2 separate regions of the Homo sapiens genome follow, and region 2 is linked to region 1. A link is a loop called in an ENCODE intact Hi-C map of the cell type or tissue named here. Cell type or tissue: endothelial cell of umbilical vein. All regions are shown on one strand.

Region 1 (8,000 bases):
TTGTAACTCATGAAGGGGAAAAAACAAACACAAAACAACTTTGAAGCTGGATAGACCTGACCAAGCCTCACTACTTTTAGTTATATGAGCCACTTACAGTCTGAATTTCAGTTTCTTCATCTGTATTATTTGAGCAACAGAAATAACTCAGGGTTGGCCGGGCGCAGTGGCTCACGCCTGTAATCCCAGCACTTTGGGAGGCCAAGGTGGGTGGATCACGAGGTCAGGAGATCAAGACCATCCTGGGTAACACGGTGAAACCCCGTCTCTACTAAAAATACAAAAAATTAGCCAGGCGTGGTGGCGGGTGCCTCTAGTCCCAGCTACTCGGGAGGATAAGGCAGGAGAATGGCGTGAACCCAGGAGGCGGAGCTTGCAGTGAGCCGAGATCGCTCCACTGCACTCCAGCCTGGGCGACAGAGCAAGACTCCGTCTCAAAAAAAAAAAAAAGAAAAGAAAGAAATAACTCAGGGTTGTAAAAATGATAAGTACTTTATATGACCATAAATGGTAGTTACTATTATTACTATTCCCTGGGCAAAATCTAATTCCACAGCCTCATATACACTTGATGCAATGGTTAGCTATTGTACAGGTATTGCCTAGCAAGTGAGATACAGCAGCACTTGCTGAGATTATCTATAACAGACAACACACCTTTGAATCAAATAGTCTCACAACACTTGACATAATGGCATCTGTATTAGAATAAGGAAAGGCTCTGAATAACTCAAAATTTGAAAAAAAAATTCTGTATTTTGCTACTGAGTCAAGCACAACAATTTTTAAAGAATAAATATTTTGAAATTTTTAAAATAATGCGTTAAATTTGAGTTTCTCAGAAAAACAAGCTATATCCAGATATATAATGTCATTATATATCTTTGAGGTAGCATAATGGGGTTCCAGTCTGAATAGTCCCTTACAAGCTATATGACTTTAGGCAAATCACATAACCTCCATGAACCTTAATTCCACATCTGGGATACAAAGATAACACCTTCTTGTTGCATGAGGATTAAATGAGTAAAACATACATAAAGCATCCCTCGTAGAATCCAGTACACTGCAGTTGCTCAGTAACATTAATTATCTCACCTACGCAATATTAAAAAATGTCAGTGCTTTTCGGTGCTAATATAATCTTATTTCTCAGAGCCTTTAGAATGGTTTTCTTCTTCCCTGCCAAACAACAGGGGTCTCTGATCATCCTTTTTCTGAATACGGAAAAGTATTTACTTATTTAACAAAATGACAATTGTTCTAAAGATCATGAGACTTTTAAGAAGTCTTTTACTTCTTGCCATCTATACTACTTATAATTATTCAAATACTGGTTAGGCACCACAGGGAAATAATAAAATATTAAAGCTGAAAGGGTCCTATGAAGGAAGTCATTTAACTCCCAGTTTTGACGAGAACAATTAGACCCCAAATCCACGCAACAAATCAGTAGCAGGGTCAGGATTAACTTGGATATTGACTAGTAATACAGGAAAATTTAATAGCTTCTTTTTAATTCATAAAACTAGATACTTACACTGCCATGTAGTCAAAAAATGCACCATCAGTGACCTCAGATATAGGCTTTTTTAAGATTTCTAGATCTGGAAGAGACTTCCAGTCAACAGAAGACCAAGAAGGAAGATCCCTCAACAAAAAGTATCTCCACAGAATTGGATCTCTTACAGTTTCATTCCAATAATGATTTGTACTTCCCAACTGACACAGATCATGAGGTGAAAGAAAGGACAAAATATATAGCTGTACATCAATCTGAAACAGAAGAAAGCAGCAGGTAGGAAAAAGGAATGAAGAAAATAGTTTTTGGGTGATAAACCACATAATCAACAAATAAATAACAAAAGGTCAACTGACTAGTATTTTTAATAACTAAATCTACCATTAATAATTAAATCTATTATTTTCCTGCTATCAGCAAAGGATCATAACTGAACATTTTAGTTTCGTAGTTGTTAAACATTTAATTTCTGAAACACCTGAAACATTCCTGAAAAAGCAACCACTGTCTTGCTATTTTTCCAGCAAAATCACCAGTTCCTTTAATTTTTCCTCAGAGATATTTGGATATACCAGTTAGTTACATAAATTAGTTAAGGAAATAATTTGTCCTTCAAAATAAAACCCATATCAACCTTTATCTGATTTTATCATCAGACCAAATCAAAGAGTGTACATTTGTCTTTTTCTTTTTTGAGACACAGTCTCGCTCTGTCGCCCAGGCTGGAGTGCAGTGGCAAGATCTCGGCTCACTGCAAGCTCCGTCTCCCAGGTTCACGCCATGCTCCTGCCTCAGCCTCCCAAGTAGCTGGGACTACAGGCGCCTGCCACCAAGCCCGGCTAATTTTTTATATTTTTAGTAGAGACGGGGTTTCACCGTGTTAGCCAGGATGGTCTTGATCTCCTGACCTCGTGATCCGCCCACCTGGGTCTCCCAAAGTGCTGGGATTACAGGCGTGAGCCACCGCGCCCGGCCGTAAATTTGTCATCTTAGTTCCTCTACAGAATCTATTAAAATGTTATGAAAAACCTCTGCAAGGAGAAACTTGGAGGCATTCTAAACCTGCAGCTTTCACGTTGATATACACATTGGAGAGAGGTGTCAATAGTCCAAATGAGACAAAGAATTGTAATAATTTTCAATAATTTTTGTTCTCTTCATTTACCTATCTACCCCAAAGTTTAACAATAAGTTATGTGTGTCATTCTCGTGGCCTTGATGTAACTTGAGGCACTTGTAACTTAAGTCATTTATTTTCAACTGAGGGGCCGTTTTGTTTCTTCAAATACACAATAACAGCCACAGGCACAATGTCCTCTTGAGAGGGTAAAAACCTTGGCCCTCCAAGTGTTTTGGTACAGTGATCCGGAATCAAAGACGCTGGGAACAGGGACGCTGGAATGCTTTCCCAAGCTAATCAGCAAGTTGGGAACTGTCTCATTTCCGTAACCGGACATTCAGGGTGTCCTAGTCACATGTGCCTGTTTTGGCGGGTGGAAAACCTGAGGGCGATCGGGAGGGTCCCCAGGGGCCCCATGAAGGTGCTTCCCTGAGATGTTCGGGCCCCCTGCGGAGCACCAGGGTCCACGCCAAGACGCTTCTGATCAACTGTAGCTTCTCGGTGACTACACTGCCAGGAATGGCTGCATGGACGGAGCCAGACCCAGGCCGGGGCGCGAGAGTTCCCCAGGCCCCGGGGGGCTCCAGGGGAGGTCCCTCCGGCCCGGGCCGGCCCCACTGTCCTCCGCGGCCTGCGGCCGACGCTCACCGGCAGCCGCGTCAGGGTGCTGGCCGCCTCATCCACCTCCTCCCGTGAGGTCGTACGCGCCACCCTCTCCTTGCTCACTGACTGCCAGAAGGTCTTCCAGCCGCTGAGGATGGCCGCCTCCAGGCGGCCCCAGTCGCTGAAGGGCGGCGGCGGCGAGTTTGTTCCGCTGCGCGGCTCGCTTCCCGCCATGGCTTGCCCGCAGCGTGGGTGACGCGTCTTAGAGCCACGCTAGCGCGTCAGCCTCCTGCGCAGCTCCGCGCCAGCCGAGGGCGCCCTCGGGCGTTCCGCCTCCCGCTTCTCCCGCGAGTCCGCCTCCAGGGCAGGGTTAGGCCCAGGGGCAAGGGCGGGTACTGGGAGGAAGCCCACTGTGCGTGGCTGTGAGCCGAGTACGAAGCTCCTGTCAACAATTAACTTCCCCAGTAACTTGTGGCCTCAACCTCAGCCACGCCAACCGCAGAGCCCCTGTACAACCTCTGGCCCGCTGACTTCCTGGCTTCATTCAAGATGTTCTCTCCGGGATCATTTCCACTATGCCTGGTCCTAGGCGACTCCGCTTGTTCGATAGACCTCTGCCACTGTCTTGGGCTTAATAACCACTTGCTTCCTTTTCAGCACTACCATACTACGTATGGGGTGTTTTTTGTGTGTGTTATTTCCTCAATCACCAAGTTACCATTTATTTTCTTGAGTATCAGCAAAAACAGACTAGAGAGGCAGTCAGCGGGCCAATTACAAAGAACCTTTTGCCAAAATGAGAAGTCTGGACCCACTATGCAAAAATATAAGCACATTTAAAATTTGCAAGGGCGGCAAAAAACGGCTAGAAGAACCCAGATGTGGTGGTGTTGAAATCCCACTAGTGAGTTTTTTAATTCTCAAACCAGATGCCCATTCTACTTACTTTGGGCTTACTTTAAAAGTGCTTTAAGAGAACGTATTACAAGTTAATCTGTTACATAGAACTGGGTATGTATACATTCAAAAAGTAAATCTCTGAGGATCTAAATGTCAACAGAATCCAAGAAAGCCTGATAACTAAGGTTCTGCAAGGCTCTGTAACATACAAGTTTAAGTTTCATTACATTTTATTATTTGCATGTTGTTGGTAGGGGCCAATAACCAATAAAATTGCAGCCTCGTTTTTGGGAGGCAATCTGGACAAGGACCACGGATTAACCATATGGCATTTCTCATCACTTTCTAGGACACGATTTACTTTGAGAGCAAAAAACGAACTAGAGCAAGAAAAAAAATCAGTTCAAGTATAAAGTATTAAAATGATATCTGTTAAATGAATGAGAAAAACTTTATTACGGAAAATTTTGAACATTTATAAAAGGAGAGTGAATAATATGCTCCTGTGTGCCCAGTATCCAAGATTCCATTACCAACACCTGGTTAATCTTGTGCTGTTGCTATACTCACCTAATACTACACCCCCAATTCTGGATCCTTTTGAAACAAATCCCAGACCTATCATCTGTAAATATCTCAGTATCCGTCCCTAAAAAAAACAGATTTTAAGAAACAGACCACTGTACCTAAGCAATTTTAATTCATTAAAATCACCAAATACCGAGTCAGTGTTTAACTTCCCCATCTGCTTTGAAAATAATTTTTCACATTTGATTTGTTTGAATCATAGCCCAACAAGGGTCACACATTACGGATACTCTTAAAGCTTAAGTTTCATTGTATAGCTCCCCCTCCTTTATTTTCCCTTGATATTTGTTAAAGAAAGCAGGTTGGTCTTTCTGGACCACTCTGGACTTTCTTTTTTCTATATTCTTCTTCTTCTTTTTTTTTTTTTTTTGTTAGTAGAGATGGAGTTTCACCATGTTTTCCAGGCTGGTCTCGACCTCCCAGGCTCAAGTGATCCTCCTGCTGTGGCCTTCCAAAGTGCTAGGATTACAAGTGTGACCCACTGAACACGGCCTGCACACTATTAATGGCATCTCAATAGTGTCTTTAACACATTCGTAAATGGTATTATATACTGAGACTGAAAGCTACAAGTCATTCTCATTTTCTAATGTTCGGAGTGATCAGTGGTTTCACTGGGCTGATCCATTCAAATTTCCTGTAAGTTTTTCACCTCAAAGATAGAGCATTTATCAATGAATATTATTTGCTTACAAGTTATAAAATGTTAGTATTCTAGTTCTATAATTCCTTTTATTAGCTGAATTAAAGAAAAATTTTCCGTCAGTCATTTGATTGTCCTGCTCAAGCCAGAATTAGCTATATTTCCAGAAAACTCTGGCTCATTTTGACGGGAATGGTATTTGAACATGGTTTCCAGGCCTTTCTAGTGTCTTTTATATAGAGAAAACATAACTTCGTGTTATTTCCCATTCAAATTTAGGATTACAGATTGTTTTTACTCTTTGATTTTGTATGTATCTTTTCTCATACACTAAAAATCCTCATTTCTAATTATATTAACATAGTTATGATTAACAATTTAATTACTGAAGAGTTTAAGATTTCTTCACATTTCTTTTTGCCCTTGGATATATCCCATTAAGAATGGACATACAAATTACTATGCTTTAAAGATAACTGAAACATACCTGTGTATTCAAGCCATCAACTTGATATGCAATGCAGGTCGTCTGTTTCATTTTGCTTTGGACTTGTAGGGCTTTTCTTAACTTTGCTTAAATCTCGTTTTAGAATAACATATGTACCAAAGTCAAATGTTGAAAATTCAAGATATATTCTGAGAAATCTAGCTTCCATCCTGGTCCTTTCCATCTGGTTCCTCTCCTCCTGCCTCCACCATAAGTAACCATTTTTTAAAGTTTTGGTTATGGGTCCATTGTTTCTTTTTTTTAACTACACACACACACGCACTTTTATATTCCCTTTCTTAAATATGATACATACACACACACACACACACACATATATATATATACCTTCTCCATTTTGTTTTTACTTAATAAGACCACTCTGTAGCGTTAAACAGAAATATACCTCATGGATTTTTACAGGTACATACTACTCAATCATGTGGCTATACAAGGATTTAGAATAACCTATTTTTAAGTATAGTATTTAAATTTAAATAACCAGTATTTCATTGAATGCTTCTGACTTGTGAGTTAAGAATTAGACCAAAAGGTATCAGAAGCCAAGGCAATCAGGCTGATTAAAAAATCCAGTTTTAAATAGGATATGTATAACATATTTAGATGACTAGTACATCTCAATACAGTGGGTTTTATATATATTTTGAGGGAGGGCTGAAAATGTTTTGAAAATTAATTGGATGTTTTCTTCCAGTCATATCCACAAAAAACATTTGAGATGCCTATCCAAGTCCTGATTTCTTCTCTGAAGTCTGCTTCCCACCTAGAAAGACCGGCATGACTTGAACTAAGGAAAAGGCAGTGCTTTCCTGGCCAACAAGTTTGTCATTCAATTGTCTGGCTAATGAGTCAGCATGCTAAATGAGGTATGCCTATATACAGAACTAGACATTAAGGGAAACAGTCTAGAAATAGCTAATTCTCTTGTGCTCTTATATACTACACACTGAACTAAAGCACTCTGAATATTAACTTATTTATCTTCAATATCCTTGAGGTAGGTACTATTACTGCCTTAAAAATAAGATAAGGCAGCACAGGAAGATTAAATAACTTAAAGAGAGTCACACAGTTAGTATTATAAATGGCAGGGCTATGATTAAACTCAGGCCTTCTGGCTCCAGAGCTCAGAATCCTAACCACTATATTACCCCATCTTTAAAAGTTATTAGGACCAGAAGAAATAACATTCAGAAGTTAAAATAGTAAACTGAGATGATAAAAGTTTTAATTCTGATGCAACAGCCAAATATAAAACAAGCAACAAGTAGGGGTGTATGGTTTTATTTTTTTAAAAATGTATATGCTCAATAACAGTTTACTTGGAAATTTTCACTAGAAGAAATAACATGAAAGAACACCAGCATAAATACATAATACATACTTTAATTGTGGCTATATTAAATGTATCTTAATGTAATACCGCTGTAACATGGTATCATCTCATTGTTAAAAATTAAAAAAAAAAAAAGAACATAGGGAAGTGAAACTAAAAAACTATAGAATCCTGGATTCTGTGGCAGATGGAGTACCCTTATTTAAGCTAGAAAAGGAGCCCTGTAAGGTAGAAAGAGAAAAGAGGCAAGCAATCTGAAACCATCATGTTAACCAACTGTGAGTTTTTAAAAATGTGGTTAAAATGAATCTAAGAATGCCTTTTAACACAGCTCACACTTTAATGAACACCAGAGAATTCACAGCAAGACTGTAAAGCTAGGAATGTAAAGTTATTGTGGGGTTTTAGCCACGACCCTCACCTCACTCTACTATATGCAAAAGAAGAAAGAAAAGTCTTTAGTCATGATTTGCACCTTAATCAGCATCAATTATTCTCAGCAGCCCAAAACCCTATAAATGCAGCAGAGCACACAGGTCTTTAACTAAGTCTAAAAGCCTAGTTAACATCAAAAAAATTCATATTGGGAAAGAGCCATACACATTTAACGACTGTGAAAAGTCCTTTAACAGAGTTTTGGTAACCATGAGAGAATTCAAACCGAAGAGAAACCCCAAGTGTAAAAAATGCAACAAGGCCTTTAGGTATCACTCAACCATTAGCAAAATCCATAGGGGAGAGAAACCTTTTATGTGTAGCTGAAATGATAAAGTCTTAAGT
Region 2 (8,000 bases), 140 kb after region 1:
TATGATAGGACAGTTTTCTTGAAATCTCTTAAATTTGTTTTCTAATAATTTTTTGAGGAAGGTGGATTAATGTAGTTGATAACAATGTTAGAGATCATGTTAGTCTAGCTCATTTGATCTAGAGATCATGTTAGTCTAGCTCATTTGATCTAATGCCACCTGAAATGTTATGTTTAAGTTTTAATAATTATTCAAGCCCTAGTTTTCAAACTTGGTGGTGTATTAGAATACCTCAGAGTTTTAAGAAATTTTGATGCCTGGGTTCCAGCCCAGGTAGTCTCTAATTTAATTAATCTGGGATGTAGCCTGGACACTGGGTCATTCAAAGCAACTCAGGTGGTTCTGATATGTGACCAGGTTTGAGAACCAGCATATTAAAGATTGATTACAACTCACTTCATTTTAAAATGTAAGAGAAAAACATCATTGAGCCATCATAATAAGAACCCTTAGCAAATTGTGGATTATATTGTTAGTTTAGTTGTAAAAATACTGATCTTTCAGAATCAGCCATAGTTACAAGGGTTAGCAGCTTTTGATTGCTTCAAAAAAATCAGGGAGGGTCTCCTGAGCATCGTACAGTGAGTCAGATAGAAAGTTTGTGGAAATACTTGTGTAGGATATTACAATGTATTTCTGTTTTCAAATTTTAGAAAAGGGCCATACGGGGTAGTAGAGTGACTATAGGAAAGCAAGCCCTGGGTTTTAGCACTGACTCTACCAGTAATCAAGGTGTGATGTTGAACATTTCACTTATGCTCTTTGGGTTAAAATGCCCTCATCTATAAAGTGAGGGTTTGAGAACAGATAATTTTAGGGGTCTCATTTGGTTCTCTTAGCTTAGTAGGTAAGAGCAAGGCCCTGTAGTGAGATAGTTGTGGATTAAAGTCTTATTTCTGACGCTTGCTGGCAGTGTAACTTGAGCTAATTTCCTATTTTTCCTCATCTGTAAAAATGGGAATCATATAACAGTACCTACTTTATAGGACTATATGAAGGAATACATGTGACAATGCATACAAAGTACATAGCACAGAGCTTGACACTTAGTACCTGGTAAATAGGTTATTGTTCTTATAAGAAGTTGCGGGCCGGACGCAGTGGCTCACGCCTGTAATCCCAGCACTTTGGGAGGCCGAGGCGGGTGGATCACGAGGTCAGGAGATTGAGACCATCCTGGCTAACATGGTGAAACCTCGTCTCTGCTAAAAAATACAAAAAATTAGCCGGGCGTGGTGGCATGCGCTTGAGTCCCAGCTACTCGAGAGGCTGAGGCAGGAGAATGGCGTGCACCCGGGAGGCGGAGCTTGCAGTGAGCAGAGATCGCGCCACTGCACTCCAGCCTGTGGGCGAAAGAGCGAGACTCCGTCTCATAAAAAAAAAAATAAATAAATAAAATAAAAAAGAAGTTGCGGATACCTGGCAAAGAAGAGAAAAGCATTGGGTCCTATGAACAAAAGCAATAGGGTTTTAAATACATCTATTTCTCTAGACTAATGATTTTTGAAATCAATTTGCTCAGTGGTCCTGGGTATGAAGCAGAAATGTGTTAAATATCTTCTTCCCTTCGGGGAACATGGGCATCTTCATATCAGTATAAGATTTGTTTATATTATGATTTAGCATGTAGTAAGGCTGGAAGCTCTCATAGTGGTAGTGTACACTATGTAGTTATTTGTAGGAAAGCTTTTCCAATGCGTACCATATTTTTACATATCCTGTTAAGATTCCTGTGAATGATTAAAATACAAATGTTTATTACTTTATACTTTTCTCAATATAACTTGGAGCCCACGAGTTCCCAAAGGAATGGACCTAGTGGGATGAACAACTCTGGAGTTCTGTAGGAACATCATGGAAGTCTAGTTGAGAAAAATTAAGCATAAGAAGTGTTCCTGGGTTTGGTTCCACTGTTTTGGTAATGGAAGTTGGTAGTGTTACTTCTGATTAGCATTTTTTTTGTTGCTTTCATAACTGATAATCATTTCCTAACTTCTTTGTATGTGATGCACCATGTATATTTTCATTGTTTGAGACTCAGGGCAGCTTCAGAATCAAGTCCATGAGGTTTAGTTTGGTTTTAATTTCAGCCCTACCCCTTACAAATTATGTGATCTGAAGCACATGTTTTGGCTAGGATTAAGTGAGAAGAAAATGAAAAGTGAACACTGCAAGCACTCTCTAAATAGTGGCTATTAAGTAATGCTCTATTACTTAAAATTAAAGAGGAAATATTTACCTTAAAATACACTGGTAAAAGCGAGATGATTTTACAGGAGCCAGTACAACCTGCTTATCCTAAGTCCCTATTCAAGCACCAAAATTAAGCCCTTTGAGGACACATTTTTTTTCTTTTATTGGTTATGGATAAAGATACAGCTTACCTTCCTTATGTAATTTCAGTAAGCAATCTATTTTTATTTGTCCCAAAGATTTGTTGACTTATGTAATTTAAATATGTTTTTATTGCAAGATCTGGCAGTCAAGAAGCTGAAAAATTCAGCTTTATTATATTATTTTTCATTTACTTTTATCTTTTTCCTGAGTTTAATAATCTTTCAATGGCTGTGTAAGCCATGAGTTCTCAGCATCATGACATTATCATCAATCATTATAGCATCAGATTACAATAAACATTAAGCCTTCAGGGCAAGCAAACGGTGTGGATGCTATTTGTCTTACCGTTTAATAGCTTCTTAGTATGCAGTGTTGGTCTCATGTACACAGATTTTTAACAATTCTACCCTGAGCATCCAAAGGAGGAAAACTTGACAAAACAGTAGTTGGCTCCTTCAAGCTCGCTGCTGATTGTGATGATGGTAAAACCCCAGGCAAGCGAATAAATGATGGAAAGATGTGCAGTCCGCTGAATCTATATTCAGAGCTGCTCTAGTGCTTTCTGAATGCCTATTTTTGGAGAACAGCTGGCATTGATTATTGACTTATGAAGGGAAGCAGATGTGTATGGTCAGCTATGAGAGCTGGTTATTGAAAGCACAAAATAGCAGCCCACTGGACAGGGCTGCAGTACGTGAGTGGCACAAGAGCCAAGAGCCCTCCTCTATGTGGAGAGGATTGAATGAGGCATTCTTATGGCAAGAAAGAATGGGACACTTTTGGTGTTTTTTTATTTTTTTCCTTTTCTCCCTCACATTTTTCACATCTTTGTGCATTTGAAAAGAATAAATACTAATTAATGTCATACTCCTGTGTGCTACATGTCTGAGCACATAAAATTGATTGGGTTCTCTAGACATGCTACCTGTTTTAAATAAGTTAAGTCACTAGTATTCCTGGTTATAAAACTACAAGGGGGTTTGTGTTGAAGATTCAGTCTGTTTAGTTGCATCAATTGTAATCCAAATGTTAGTCCAAAATATAGATATTTAAATATATTATGACATAGGTGAGGAAATAAGCATAAATCTCTAGACATTGTTTTAACTTTAGTGTATTGTCCATTTGGTCCTGAGGCTCAGGAAAAGAAAAACAGGTGGAAAATCCATATGAGGTCATATGAAACTTTTACAATTAGTAATGCCTTTGTCTTATTAGTGTAATGTAGTGGAAAGCTCATAAAACTTTGGAATTAGACAGACTTGAGCTTAAATACTGGTTCTTTACTTATTGATCATGTAGTATATCACTGTTGTAGTATATTCATTGGTAAAATGACAATTTTTAACTCATGCTTGTTCTGAGGATTAAATTCGCTAATTCATTCAACATGTATTGATCTGGCATATATTAAGGGTCAGGCACTGTTAAATATAAACGACAACGTTTTTGGGGATGCAGTAGTTAACAAAACAGACAAAATTCTCTGCATTTATGGAGCTGATATTCTAACAGGGGTCAGCAAACTGTGTTGCATGTACCAAATCTGGCCCACTGCCTATTTTTGTAAATTTTTCTTGGAGCATAGCCATATCCACTCATTTACGTATTGTTTATGGCTGCTTTAAATAGTTAGGATAGAAACTGTGTGGCTTGCAAAGCCTAAAATATTTACCGTTTGGCCCTTTACAGAAAAGATTTGCCAACTTCTGCCTTAGATCACTGATTTGAAACCTTTTTTCTCTAATATAAGCAAGTAACATCCTACAAATTTTTATGTTGTTTCAGTCTCTTCAAAATACTTTCTAATCTTCCTTGTTATTTTTTGTATGACCCATTGTTTATTTAAAGGTGTGTCAGTTTCCAAATATTTGGTAATTTTCCACATAACTTTTTAAAAATTTTTCAGTTTAATTCTTTTGAGGTCAGAAAACACACTTTATAGTTTCAGTCCTTTTAAATTTGAGACTTGCTTATGGCCCAGAATGTAGGCTATTTTAGTGACTGTTCCATTTGCACTTGAATATATATTCTGCTCTTGTTGGGTACAGTGTTCTGTAAGTGCCAATTGGATCAAATGGGCAGTTAGTATTGTTCAAGTGTTCTGTGTCTTGTCAATTACTGAGAGAGCAGTCTTGAGATCTTCAGCTATAATTGTGGATTTGTCTGTTTTTCCTTTCAGTTATACCACTTTTTCCTTTATCTGTTTTAGAGCTGTTACTACTTGCATTTATACACATTTAAGCTTACATTCTCTTAATGAATTGATCTGTCATTTTGTCTCTTCAATAATATTCCTTTTATTGAAGTCTACTGTCTGATGCTGATATAGTCACTCTTCAAAGTATGTTTCTCCATTCTTCTGCCTGTAACCTATGAACACCTTTATTTTTAAGTAGGTTTTTGTAATCATATAGTTAGATTGTTATCTTATAATCTCTAAATCATAATTGGAGGTTTAGACCATTTACAATTAATGTAGTCATCAATATGGTTGGGTTTAAATCTATCAGGATATTTTTTTTTCTGTTTACTTCATCTGTCCTTTTTGCCCTTTGATTTCTTTGGGATCAATTACGTATTTTTTGAGTATTTTATCTTCACTGTTGGATTACTTTTTAGTGGCTTCTCTAGGGTCTACCATATACATATTTTAATCACAATCTACTTCAAGTAATATATCACTTTATATATAATGTAAGAATTATACAATAGTAAACTTCTGTTTTCTGCCTTATTGTGTGTTCTTTAGTGATAGTTAATTCTGCATGTGACATAAACCTTATACTTCGCTATTATTTTTGCTCTAAACACTCGACTATCTTTTTAAGTAATCTTTGAAAATGAGGAAAAATCTTTTATATTTTTCCAACATATTTTCTGTTTGTTGCACTTTTTCTGTGCAGAGATCTAGATTGCCATTTGATGTTTTTTTCCTTCTGCTTGAAGGACATCCTTTGATGTTTGTTGTAGCACAAATTCTATAGATGTCTCTCAGGTTGATCTTTTTCAATATTTGCTTTTAAGCTGTGTTAAGATTAGTTGAGAGTAGCCTTTAGTTGCAGTTTAATTTATAGCCCCACTACTGAGAAAGTTTTCTTCGGAGGACTCTGCCTGATGCTCCATATATTACAAAATCTTTCCTCACTGTTTGGTAGGATTGTGAATTGTTCCTAGACCTGTGTTAGTTTTGGGCTTTTTTTTTTTTTTTTTTTTTTTTGCCTAATGCTTGCTTAATGGTTCTTTTTCAGGCTTTGACTAATTTCTTCTCATATATGCACATATTCATACTCTGCTAAAGACTTGAGACCTTCTTCCTCTGCAAATCTGAGCTCTCACTCTGTATAATGACCTCCTTTCTGGTATTTTCAGATCTCAAATTGTAGTTGCCTCAGGCTCTCTGAAGCCAACAAAATTGCTGAGTTTGACTTCCTGTACTGCAGCTTGCAAATTCTCTCCAGGCAGTAAGCTGGGGGAAATTGTAGACCTATCTTGTTGGCTTCCCTTCTTTCAGAAATGGTAGTCCCGTACTGTGTGTGGTCTAATGTCCGAAAGCCACTTTTTCATGTCAGTTTGATTTTTCTAACTGTTTAATATCATTAATAACATGTTTGAATTTATGTCATTGTGTATTTACTGATGGTTTTCTTAGTACAAATCCCTAGAAATAGAATATCTTTGTCAGTATTTTAGGGATTTTGATATATCACAGAGTTACTGGCCAGAAAAATTATCCCAGTTTACTCTCACACTGTTTCTACTCTATTACCAACACTGGTATCAGCTTTTTAAAAGCTATATTATTTTCTTGCGTTATTTGGCATTTCTTTATAAAGCTGCTCTCTGGGATTGTTTAAGGGGCAGCCGTACCTTACTCTTCAGGAGGGCATTTAATCATTTTCTCTCTTGTTTTGGAGACCTTCCTTTTGGCTTCTAGCAATTATCTCTCTTCAAATTCCAGTGTTGCTCTCTTTAGTTATATTAAAAAACAACATTGATAATGAGTATTCTGTGTTAGTGAATGTATCTTAGGAGATCCACTGTAACAAGCATGTATGTGAATGTGTGTGCATTTCTTCTGTTTACAATATTTTGAACAAGCTCTAAATGTGGGATAGAATAAAATACAGCTATTTTTATCTCCTGTGGTACTCTTTAACCTATTCTGTTAGGGAAGCTTTTCCTCTGCTGTTAATGAATACTCAGGCTGCATGACATTTCAGCTCACTCTAGGAAAATAAACAGCTCTTAAGTGACTTTAATTCATAAACTCAGTCTTCATTCAGACATTAGAGGGTCCATTCCAAAACAGTGAAAAATGCTTTAATAATCATTCAAAAGCAATGCATCTCCTCATTTTTGATCTCCCAGCTACAGTCTGCCTGCATTTGAAGAAGGTTATATAGTATGCTTTTGCTTTTTCTCTACTCCCCTCCTCTTCCAGCTCACTGTTTGGCACCCACCAGGATCAAAATTCAAGAGAAAGGGAAGGCAAGGAAATAGGGCAGGAAAGATTTTACATAGCAGGAGACTGGTAATCCTGTTTGCTGGCTCCATGATCTCTGGTCCATAAAAATATTTAAAGCTGATCCCTTCCTCTCTCTGTGTGTGTGGAGTGGGGTGAGCAGTTGTCTTTAGAGACCCCCTTCTTGGTTCCTCCTGCAGCGGCTGCTCCTATGGGTGATGGCTGGATGCTTCCCCAGCAGCTTCTGACTTTCCTGCGGTCCACTTAACATATAGACTCTTACCGGTGGAGTCCCTCTTCCTGGGCTATCCTGTTGACAAAGCATTAACCTGTTGAGGTTGTTCCTCTCTCACATGGCCCCCATCTGGGAAGCACTCACATTTCTTCTACTGCCTCCAGTGATAGTGTAGTTACTTCCGCAAAACAGCCCCTTTAATTTTCTCAGGTAAGAGTCAGGCAGCACTCCCTATCTGCACTCCCCATCTTTCAGGCTCTGATTTGTCAATGGAGTGAGCAGCAGGCATACCCTTACCCCTTCCTTGGTTGCTGAGAAATGTAGGGGTAGTTAGAATACTTTTCATGAAATAAATCCTTCATACAAAACCTTTGCTATTCCTATACTGTATTCCTTCAGCCTGCTGAGGGTCCCAAGAGCCTTGGGATGTGCTTTTGACTATTTCCTTTGTAAATTCTACTTCTGAGCATCTATCCTACATGCTGGTATCCCCTAGCTCTTCTATCAGTTAAAAGTGAGACAGCAAGATCTCATCTAACATCTGGTTACCAACCACTTTTGCTCATGAGCCTGCCTTTTTTTGTTGCCATTAATCCTCCCTATTTATCATATTTAATTCTGCACGTGATATAAATCTTATAATACTTTGCTATTATTTTTGCTCTAAACAGTCAACTGTCTTTTAAGTAATCTTTAAAAATGAGGAAAAAAACTCTTCAATATTTTTCCAGCATATTTGCCAATTCAAGCTCATATTCAGCTAAGCCTTGGTGCATATAAGGGTGTTTTCCAACTATGGTTCTAATACCTCTAGGCAGTTCCCCCTAGCCTGTTCTGTTTTCCACAGAGGACTGTGGAAGAACCCAGCCAAACCCTGTTTGTCCTAACAGGGAATAAAAATACTGACCCATTGGGATGGACCTTTACTTCCTGTGCTGTTTGGAAAATGCATTTAATGCCTTC

Evidence for each region. A loop is a pair of places that touch in the nucleus more often than their neighbours do. Peaks named below come from ENCODE experiments on the same cell type or tissue, not always from the same donor. Only the 100,000 strongest peaks of a DNase experiment are listed, where the experiment ranks them.
Region 2: it touches region 1 in a loop (3-fold over the local background); 2 of 110 quality-filtered maps call a loop at or near these places.

Annotation. Positions count from the first base shown.
Region 1 is chr5:41,920,789-41,928,788 of GRCh38, reverse strand. It overlaps RIMOC1 (RAB7A interacting MON1-CCZ1 complex subunit 1), which reads right to left. Exons shown (of 6, transcript NM_175921.6): 6 at 7,153-8,000. It overlaps FBXO4 (F-box protein 4), which reads right to left and starts at 3,508. Exons shown (of 7, transcript NM_012176.3): 1 at 3,291-3,508; 2 at 1,541-1,776. The coding sequence starts at 3,479. It also overlaps the pseudogene LOC100419715. RefSeq lists a silencer at 3,071-3,250. In endothelial cell of umbilical vein, a CTCF peak has its summit at 3,554 (motif pointing right); DNase peaks (open chromatin) are centred at 2,908, 3,568 and 6,708; H3K4me3 peaks cover 1,240 bases; H3K27ac peaks cover 3,731 bases.
Region 2 is chr5:41,785,192-41,793,191 of GRCh38, reverse strand. The region is part of intron 13 of OXCT1 (3-oxoacid CoA-transferase 1); the gene reads left to right. Among named protein-coding and RNA genes, the nearest start is that of OXCT1-AS1, 81 kb to the left of the region's middle. In endothelial cell of umbilical vein, no CTCF peak of the experiment used is centred here; DNase peaks (open chromatin) are centred at 3,551 and 3,921; H3K27ac peaks cover 2,912 bases.